Linked DNA regions of Mus musculus: region 2 is linked to region 1. Evidence: chromatin loops called from intact Hi-C (ENCODE). Cell type or tissue: left cerebral cortex. All regions are shown on one strand. Each heading gives the region's core, and the rest is flanking DNA. Links, peaks and the distances in the headings are about the cores only.

Region 1 (5,385 bases), core at 148-5,147:
GCATGCAACTGTAAATGTAAACATGTGCACTAAGCAGGGTAGAGAGTCCACCATATGGATTATTATTTAGCCAGCAATGTCTGATCTGAATCAGCTCATACCACAAACTTTCCCCTCTTGGTTTTCTCCTTACCACTCTTTTTTTCTATCTGTTTATTTTTCTGGATTCACACTTAAAATACATATGCTCTCCTGAGTTATTTCACTCAAACAAATTTTCTTTGAGCATTTATAGAGGCCTAATATGTATTAGGCTCTTTGCCTTCTTTCCTTGAAATACCTATCAAGTTTTGACACTATCCAATGCACCAGTGACTTGGTGATGTAAATTTTTATTTCCTCCCCGGCACTCCCTGTCCCAACCAGTGGAAGGATGGGTTTTTTTTTTTACATATAAGTACAAGCATTTATATGCACTGGAAATGCACAAAATTGAAAATGGCGTCTTGGGCTGGTGAGATGGCTCAGTGGGTAAGAGCACCCGACTGCTCTTCCGAAGGTCTGAAGTTCAAATCCCAGCAACCACATGGTGGCTCACAACCATCTGTAACAAGATCTGACGCCCTCTTCTGGAGTGTCTGAAGACAGCTACAGTGTACTTACATATAATAAATAAATAAATCTTTTAAAAAAAAAAAAAAGAAAATGGCGTCTTGCTTACAACAGCTGTCCTCCCTTATTGTCTCTTCTCTCTAGGAAATGTCAATTTGAATTTCACTTCCTATTATAGGATTTCTCTCTTTCAAAGCAGGGCTAGGAAGTGAGTCTCAGTGCTTGCCTACCATTAATAAGGTCTTAGAGATGAAGAAAAATTCACCAAACTATTCTTTCTTGACCTCTTTTAATAACAATCTTCATCATGACTATGCAAATAAGTCTCTTCTTTTCTACTGGAATCTCTTTAGTACTATCCCTTTCACATTTTCATTACTGCTTTTGTTATACAACATAACTGTATGACATTATTTACTCATCTGGAATCCTTTGATGACTATTCACTTTCTCTAACAAAAATTTCAAGGCCGGAAATACAGCAATTTGGCTCCAAACTATTCCTTGTTAGACAAAGGGATTGTTGGTCTATTTTAAAACAGTATCTCATTCTGTAGCCCAGGTTAGCCTTTGAACTCCAGCGTGGCCTCAAAGTTTCAGTGATCCTCCTTCTTTTGCCCCCCAAGTGCTAGGATCACACATGAGAGCCACACCATCCAGCCCCCAGCTACTTTCTTATTTCTGCCACCTATTTCAAACCCACCCACAGAGAGGGAATCATTTCCTCCCATCATATAGTGATTGAATTTAGTGAAACTTGCTTAAACTGCTGCTCTACATTCACTAATTTCATTGTCACAACTATTGCTTTGTGGGTTCATGTTTTGCACAGAGAATAAAGGCATGAAACCAAGAAACTAGTACATCACTTCAAATAAAGAAAGAGCGAGCCTCAGATATGTCCCCAAATCTTACTGCAAAGCCAGTGCTCTAACCCTTCATAGTCTCCAAACTCCAGAAGCATGCCTCTACAGAGAGACTGTTTTGGTTTGGGGAATTTTTGTTGTTCAGTTTGAGGCTTTTTTTTTTGTTGTTGTTGTTTTTTGTTTTTTAGGAAAGTCCTTTTCAATCCCCAAAGTGTTGTCTACTTATCGTCAATACATGGGTCACCTCCTAAAGTACAAACTTGTCCAACTCACCAATAAGACTCTATCTGTACTCTTTTTAGCAAAATCTCTATTAGTGCATTTAACTCATGCTACTGCAGTCTCCTCCTCCTTGTACACTGGAACACATTCACACTAAACCTGCAATGAACACGAGAGCAGGAGTGATACCTAGTCACACTGTCCCCTAAGGCATCCAACATACTGCTTAATAAATAGATGCTCAATAATTTTTCTATTCAAAAGAAAGATGGGGGCTGGCGAGATGGCTCAGTGGTTAAGAGCGCCGACTGCTCTTCTGAAGTTCAAATCCCAGCAACCACATGGTGGCTCACAACCATCCGTAACGAAATCTGACACCCTCTTCTGGAGTATCTGAGGACAGCTACAGTGTACTTACATATAATAAATAAATAAATCTTTAAAAAAAAGATGAATGCTTTTTAAAATACTTGGAATAGCCAAAAAGCAATATAAAATATGCCAAATTTTATAACCTAGACCCTTAAGTACCTCTCCAAGGCAAAATGACTAATATAAATCTCAAACTGTGTATGTTTATTGGTTACTTGTGAACTAAAATTAGAAATGGAAAGCAGTCTAAAAGAATGATCACTGTGTGAGAATCATTTCCTTTGTTGCCATGGTGGCTGCTGCACAGCAAATCCTACTCAGTTGTTAATTTCGCAAGTAGTCACTGTGTCTCTACCAGCAGCTATGACCATGGCTGCAAATACCAAGTCCTACACAGAGATCACCTCATTTGCAAGCATTGGTATAAGCTGTATATCAAGACTTGAACCTCCCAGAACTTATAAATATTCTCTTTTTTAATCTTTAAACACATTCATCCTCAAACATTATGTAGTATTTCTGGGTTCATTCTTTGAAGAAATATCAAGATATAAATGTTCCCTTTAAATAGAGAAAGCCTTACACCAGAATTTCATTGAGTTCCATGTATGACATTAACTGAAGTATGTATGTGCTATGCACACTCCAGTGAAGTTTGCTTGGTAGGCCAAGAGGCCTGGGAGCACTCACGAGGCAAAGAGTTTCACGGAAACTCACCTCCCGGAACTTTGGCGTTCTCATAACCTGTATACTCATACCCTATCCCCGCATTAGTCTGGTGTATGGATCCACGTGCTCTCTTTTAGTATTATTTATTATAAGTGCCTTTTAAGATTGAATTCTGACATAGCTAAGCCTCCACCAGTGTTCCAATGTCCTAGAAAATGCTTGAAGCTGAGGAGCTTGGAAGAGACAGTGAAACAAATTAGGCATTACAAAGAACGGAACTAGAATAGCTCAGGGCGAAAGTCTGCAGAGTGATTACTTAGGGCAGTAGTCAGTCTCACCCATATACAATGGCCTAGCTAATAGGCCATTAACTTTTACCAAGTAAAAGTTAGGGAATCCCACTGAGACAGGAATCTTCACTACAGCCAGGTATAGCAGGCTACATTGCATATTAGAAGCAAGTTGGTGAATTCTTCTGACAAATGGAGATTCTCCACAGATACTTAAAAGTTACACTCATACAAGAATTTATCAGGGCCCAGGAAGTAGAGGGGTTGTGGTATTGCATTATTCATGAGAAGGTCTGCTAGAGCAGAACCCCCTGGTGCTAGCTTTCAAAAGGCTCAAAGAAGTAGCACAAATTATGACTAGGGTGTGAAATCCTTAGCTGTCATTAAGCTGCCCCTAAGAAGAGCTGCTTGATCTTTACTGTAAACCTTTACCTGGTTCCTGTAAGTCCTCTTGAAGTCATTCCTTTGTTTTGTGTCAGGCAACTTCAATGTACTGCTGTGACATCCTACCCCCTTTATTTTCTGTATTATATAAGACTGGTGTTCACTTTGTGACAATACATTCAGATTCTACACAATCTCCTGTGTGCATCTGTCTGTCATTCACCGACTCCTTGCCCATCTGCACCGAGAGACTCGTCCTACGCAGACAAAGGGACTGAGAGGGTCTGCAGCATGTATGTGACTTAGTTTTACCTTAACCATGATTCTTAATGTTTCCAACACAGTGTTACAGAATTAAGGTTCTCTTTTCCTTACTCAAACTATCATGAACACCTATTGTACTGGCTAGTTTTGTGTCAACTTGACACAGCTGGAGTTATCACAGAGAAAGGAGCTTCAGTTGGGGAAATGCCTCCATGAGATCCAACTGTAAGGCATTTTCTCAATTAGTGATCAAGGGGAAAGCCCCCTTGTGGGTGGGACCATCTCTGGGCTGGTAGTCTTGGTTCTATAAGAGAGCAGGCTGAGCAAACCAGGGGAAGCAAGCCAGTAAAGAACATCCCTTCATGGCCTCTGCATCAGCTCCTGCTTCCTGACCTGTTTGAGTTCCAGTCCTGACTTCCTTTGGTGATGAACAGCAAGAGTAAGCTGAATAAACCCTTTCCTCCCCAAGTGCTTCTTGGTCATGATGTTTGTGCAGGAATAGAAACCCTGACTAAGACACCTATTTAAACACCCATATTCATACTTTCTTTTTTTTAAGTGTGGTTTTTTTTATTTTTATTGTTTTTTTTAAGATTTATTTATTTATTTTATATATAAGTACACTGTAGCTGTCTTCAGACACACCAAAAGAGGGCATCAGATCTCATTACTGATGGTTGTTAGCCACCATGTGGTTGCTGGGATTTGAACTCAGGACCTCTGGAAGAGAGGCCAGTGCTCTTAACTGCTGAGCCACCTCTCCAGCACCTATTCATACATTCATATAACTAAATACAAATCTGAATTATTTCTCTTTTGTGTTTTTTTTCTATTTGAGATTAATATAATTGCAGCATTTCTCCTTCTCCTCCCCCTAAGCCTTCCAATATACCGCTCCTGCTCTCTTTGCAGTTCATGTCCTCTTTTTTCATTCATTGTTACTACATATTATTACATATTAATTGTATTGCACATAATATTTCTGAACATACATGTGGTCGGATGAAAACAGAACATAAGCAGTATTATCAAAATACAAAGCAAAAACAGTCTTATATACTGGGAATCAGGATACTTTTAAAAGTTATGTTTAATTATACTATCAACTACTGGAAAAAGAAAAGCAATTATCAGAAATTATTTGAACATGAAAAAAACATGAGAGTAATACCACAACAATGATTTGTTGGCTCTATTTTTAAATAGGAAAAACTAAATCACCTAATGAAATGGTCATTAACTTTGCTATTGAAAGAATGTGTAGAGGCAATGTGTAGGGCAATAATGGCTCAGCAGTTAAGAGCACTCACAGCTCTTTCAGAGGATTCAGGTTCAACTCCTAGCACCTACATAATAAGTTGGCTCACAGTCATCTCTAACTCCAGTTCCAGGGGATCTGACTCCCTCTTCTTGCCTCTCCTGATACTTAACATACACAGTACACAGATACACATCCAGGCAAAACATCTATCCATATTAAAAATACTTTAAAAATGTTTTTAAGAGTGTATACAACATACCTTGTCATTTTCTCTCTTTTTTGACAACCGACTGTACCTATTAATTGCGGCATCATGATCTGGAAATCAGAAATGAGTATTATTAACAGTACACCAGTACTTGACAAGACTACATCTACCCGAGAGCTAGGTAAGAATTCTCTACTACATCATCACTATGTTCAAATTCTCCCCATAGCCTAGTTTCCCTTAATTCTGTAACTATGTACAAATTGATAGAAAATACTAACTTACAAAGAAACTATA
Region 2 (5,385 bases), core at 74-5,073, 300 kb before region 1:
CAGAAAACTGCCTCTGCCTCCCAAGTGCTGGGATTAAAGGCGTGCGCCACCACCACGCCTGGCTCAAGGTACATACTTTTAACAGAGATGTAGTTTAACTACTGTTTCATTAACTGAGAATTTCAAATACTGTGCAGTTTGAAAATTTTCAAGAAGGTCTTAAATCAGTTGTTTTCTTTATTTTTAAATTTTATTTATTTTTTAATATTTATTTATTTATTATATGTAAGTACACTATAGCTATCTTCAGACACTCCAGAAGAGAGCATCAGATTTTGTTATGGATGGTTGTGAGCCACCACCATGTGGTTGCTGGGATTTGAACTCAGGACCTTTGGAAGAGCAGTAGGTTTTCTTAACCGCTGAGCCATCTCACCAGCTCAAATCAGTTGTTTTCTAATGCCACTTCTTTTTCTGTAAAAAAATTGTAATATTTGCAGATATCTTCTAAATTCTTACTGCCACCTTTTTGTTATGAGTTTCTTTTGATCTTGTAATCCTTGAAAATTTCATGAGATGTTTGCTTAGGGCTTGTTTCTTCCAGTTAGAGAGTTAGCAGGTTACATTATAGAGCGAGATTTTTTTTTTGTTCCTATGGTGAAGTATATAAAAACTATTGACTGAACAGGTTAAGTTGATGTATTTAGGAATATACACATCAACAACAAAGAAAACGATGCCGTGAATTTAAAAGAGAGCAGAGAGTTTGGGGTTACATGGGAGATGTTGGAGGGAGAAAAGGGAAGAGGAAAAATAATGTATTATATTTTAATCTCAAAAAAATAAAATATAACTTAAAGAGGAAGAAATTATATGTAAACAGTTCTTTTGCATTACTAATGAAATACTTTTTCTTAAAGATGATTAAACTATCAGGAAGTTATTCTTATAACCACACACCTGAAAACAACGTGTTAGTATCCACTATCCAATTCTCCAATTTATTTTAGAACAAGAAAAGTGTGTTGTCTCTCCATTTCACACTTTGTATGTGCCTTTTACTGCATACATTAATCAATATCACTCATAATTTTGGGGATCCTTTGTTTATTTTCCTTTTGTCTTCACCATTGCCTCTGTTTGCTCATTTTCTTCACTTTTGAGACTGGTTCTTACATAGCCCATAGTAGCAACCTGGACGTCACTGTAGCTGATAGTCCTTGTGATCTCCTGCCTCTGTTTCCTGAATGTTGCGATCACTGAGGAGTGTAACACCAGACTCAGTTTTGCTCAGTGTAAGAGCTCAAATCCAGAGCTGCTTGCAGGCTAGGCAAGCATTCTACTCTTCTGTGCTACACAAAAGACCTGGAGCTCTCCTGTTACTTAAATATGGCAGGGAAGGGGAAAGGGCTACAGTTGTTTCTCTTAGCGTAGAGAAAGGTAGTCATTGGTTAATTCGATTTTTATGCTTTGTGTGTGTGTCTGTCTGTGTGCATATATGTTTTGGGTTTGTTTTTTGTTGTTTTTTTTTTTTTTTGGATTTGAAGTAAGATTGATAGGTTAAAATCACATGTTGCTTAAATTAGTTTTCAATATAAGCCTTGAGCTTATCTTCCTGTTTTATTTGGTTTTTATTTTAACAGGACTGGCTTAGGGTTACTATTGCTATGGTAAAACACCATGACCAAAGCAATCTGGGGAGGAAAGGGTTAATTTGGCTTAGGCTTCCATATATTGGTTTATCATCAAAAGAAATCAGGACAGGAACTCCAGCAGGGCAGGAACCTAGATGCAGGAGCTGATGGAAGGTTGCTATTAACCAGTTTGCTGTTTTGGTTGCTCAGCCTGCTTTCTCATAGAATTCAAGACCACCAGCCTAGAGGGCACCATCCACAGTGGGCTTGGGGCTTCATCCATCAGTCACTAGTTAAGAAAATGCCCCACAGTCCTGCCTATAGCTTGATCTTTGTTTTTGTTTGTTTTGTTTTGTTAAATATCTATTTGCATATACACCTGCATGCCAGATGAGGGCAGCAGATCCTAGTAATAGATGGTTGTGAGCAACCATGTGGTTGCTGGGATTGAACTCAGAAACTCTGCAAGAGCAACCAGTGTTCTCAACTATCTCCAACCATCTCCAGCCCCTATAGCCTTATCTTATGGAGGCTTTTTTTTATGAAGTTCCCTCCTGTCAGATTGCATCAGCTGACATAAATTAACCTGAACAGAAACTTTTTTCTTTTTAATTTAAAATCACTTCCCTCTCCCTCATTCCCTTGCTCCCTCCCTCCTCTCTCTGCCTGCCTGCCTGTCTGTCTGTCTCTCTCTCTCTCTCTCTGTGTCTGTCTGTCTTGGGGGGGTACCTCTGAGACAAAACTTGCATTGTTGGGAGGAATCTACTCTTTCACCATGTGAGTTCTGGGGATCAAGCTCAGGTCATTATGCACCTTTACCTGCTGAACTATCTTGTTAGCCCCATGTTAGAGACTTTTAACAACTCTATTTGTAAACCCTCAGTCTTAGTTACGGTTACTACTGCTGTGATGAAACACTATGATCAAAGCAGCTCAGAACCATCAGCCCGGGACAGCACTACCACGGGCTGGGCCCTCTATGTCAGTAACTAATGAAGAAAGTGCCCACAGCTGCATCCCATGGTGGGAGGCCATTTCTTCCTTTCTTTTTTTTTTTTTTTTTTTTTTTTTTTTTTTTGGTTTTTTTCGAGACAGGGTTTCTCTGTATAGCCCTGGCTGTCCTGGAGCTCACTTTTGTAGACCGGGCTGGCCTCGAACTCAGAAATCCGCCTGCCTCTGCCTCCCGAGTGCTGGGATTAAAGGCGTGCGCCACCACGCCCAGCAGGGAGGCCATTTCTTACTTGAGGTTTTTTCCCCTCTGATGACTTGAGGTAAAACTGGCCAGGACACAAGAACATATTTTCTACCCCAAGTCTAACTAAATAACTTTCGATACTGTTTTGGTGGGTATTTTATATTTAGTGTATATTTATACTAATTTTAAATTTATTGGAAAAAATTTTCCCTAGGGTCTCATTTTTGTGGTAGATAGCAATGATCGTGAAAGAATCCAGGAAGGAGCAGCTGTGCTGCAGAAAATGGTGAGTATAGACTTCCAGTTGATCGTTTGCAAGGGGTGTAGTGTTGAGATCTGTCAGTGGCTACACAGTTTAGAGGTAGAAATAAACTTGGGAAACTATATTGTTTCCAGGTTCTTAAGAATGCACAGGAAAGCCTTCTGTGCCCACAGTCACTTCTTTTAGATTTCATGTAAGTGTGGTAATCATAAGACCAGGCCTTCCACAGAGTGTGTTATCTCCACAGGATAGAATGTATCAGAGCTACATGGATCTGTTTTTGGTACACTTCTTGCACTGGAAGATAGGAGTCCAAAAAAAAAAATAAAATAAACCATAGAATGGAGGATGATTGGCTTTAAACAGCTGTGCTGCAGGAATGGCAGCTCAGGCCTGTGATTCTCAGCACTTGGCAAGCAGAAACAGCAAAATCTCAATTTTGAGGCTAGTCTAGGGGAGAAACAGTAACAAAAGCAAAAAATGTCTCCTTTCTTAGAGGCAAATCTTTATTTGCTCAAACTGAGGGATATGAGATTTTAAGAGTGCTTAAAAATTTACATAGAGAAATTTACTTGGTGTTCAATAGCTTGTTTAATGTTAAATAAAATGTATGCTTCGGAAGGCTGTTGTGCATGGTTGGCCTTTCCATGGGTAACTGCTAACGGTTTAGCCTTTATCCCCAGCTTCTGGAAGATGAGCTGCAGGATGCAGTGCTGCTCCTTTTTGCAAACAAACAGGATCTGCCAAACGCTATGGCCATCAGTGAGATGACAGACAAGCTAGGTCTGCAGTCTCTCCGAAACAGAACAGTAAGTATTGATAGGCGACACTAAGCTCCTCTCTGGGAAGTGTCGGGGTAAGTAGGCTGATTGATACTCAGCTGTCTGTTAGTATTGTTGTAGTTGTTACTGTTTGGAGGTAGGGTCTCACTTGTAGTCTTGGCTGGACTGGAACTCACTATGTAGACTAGTCTGGCCTCAAACTCAAAGACATCTGGTCACCTCTGCATATGCCATGTTGGCCCAGTTTAAATGTATAATAATTATTTCCTTTGAACATACAGGACATTTGTAAAAATAGGGTAATGTGATTTATAGGACTTTTCTTTAACTGCATTGAATGTTGCTTTTAAAAATACTGATTTTCTATTTTTAAATTTTATTTTTAATTTTATCTTCTGTATTAATGTATTAACAATGTTGAGTTGAATATGTAGAGGTTACAGACATTCTTAAATTTGTATCATTGAAATAGCTCTCCAGCTATTTATTTTTACTATTCCCTGTGGTGTTGGGGTGTGAACCCAGATGTTTCTTGTGCAAGTGAGGGTAATCACCCAAACACTGAATAGAATCTCCAACTTAGCAAGGACTTTATACTTGGCTTGCTTTTTTTAGGTGGTGCTCACTAAATATAAATAGTCTATTAATATAATAATATATTAATATATAGTCTGCGCTGGCCTTAAACTTAAGGACATCCACCTGCCTCCTGCTTTTCTTTCCTCAGTGCAAGGATTGCAAACATGCAATCATACTAAGCCCTGCATGTTGGATTGTTCATAAAAAGCCCAGGATGTATCAATTGTAACTTAGATCATACTGTCCAGTGCTCTTTGCTTATTGACTTTAAAAGAAAACCTTATGAAAAAACCTCTACTGATACATGTTTGAAGATATTTTGAATACAAAATTACAAGAAATACTGTGCCTGCTATCAAATAGCTTAACATTTTACATCAGTGATTGATGTATTGGCAATATCCCCATACATATAAATTGTATCACAAACATGAGACCTTGGTTTTTTTTTTAAAAACAAAAAAACAAAAAACAAAACAAAACAAAAAAAAAACAAAAGCAAAAGATACTGCGGAAAACTGAGTGTCCTGTCCTTTACAAGAGCTTTGCTCTAATTTGCCAGCATGACAGATACTATTTATTTGTTGTGTAGCATGTTGCAGTGTCCTACATGGATTTAAAAAGATACACAATAAGAGAACTTGGCCATGTGTGGTGGCACACGCCTTTGATCCCAGCACTCGGGAGGCAGAGGCAGGCGGATTTCTGAGTTTGAGGCCAGCCTGGTCTACAAAGTGAGTTCCAGGACAGCCAGGGCTACACAGAGAAACCCTGTGGCCTTGCAACATGAAAATAAAATTTTATTCTAAGGTGAAAGAAGACTATTCTGTTAAAAATAAAAGTATCAACAAACATCTTTCAGAAGTTTACCCCTTTACACTGGGAATGTGGCTTAATGGCAGAGGACTTGCCTAGCACATGCAGGGCCCTGAGTACGATCTTTAGCACTACAAAAATCAAAGTTTATGTCATGTGTCAGGCTCATGTGTTGCC

The links. Hi-C counts contacts between places; a loop is a spot of excess contacts. Peaks named below come from ENCODE experiments on the same cell type or tissue, not always from the same donor. Only the 100,000 strongest peaks of a DNase experiment are listed, where the experiment ranks them.
Region 2: a loop joins it to region 1, with 4 times the contacts of the local background. A loop is called at or near these places in 6 of 42 quality-filtered maps.

The regions. Positions count from the first base shown.
Region 1 is chr14:26,953,314-26,958,698 of GRCm38, forward strand. It overlaps Appl1 (adaptor protein, phosphotyrosine interaction, PH domain and leucine zipper containing 1), which reads right to left. Exons shown (of 22, transcript NM_145221.2): 7 at 5,140-5,198. Among named protein-coding and RNA genes, the nearest start is that of Gm41114, 13 kb to the right of the region's middle. In left cerebral cortex, for the core only: no CTCF peak of the experiment used is centred there; a DNase peak (open chromatin) is centred at 2,341.
Region 2 is chr14:26,650,123-26,655,507 of GRCm38, forward strand. Arf4 (ADP-ribosylation factor 4) reads left to right here. Exons shown (of 6, transcript NM_007479.4): 4 at 2,984-3,055; 5 at 3,715-3,840. Among named protein-coding and RNA genes, the nearest start is that of Arf4, 15 kb to the left of the region's middle. In left cerebral cortex, for the core only: a CTCF peak has its summit at 1,961 (motif pointing right); no DNase peak of the experiment used is centred there.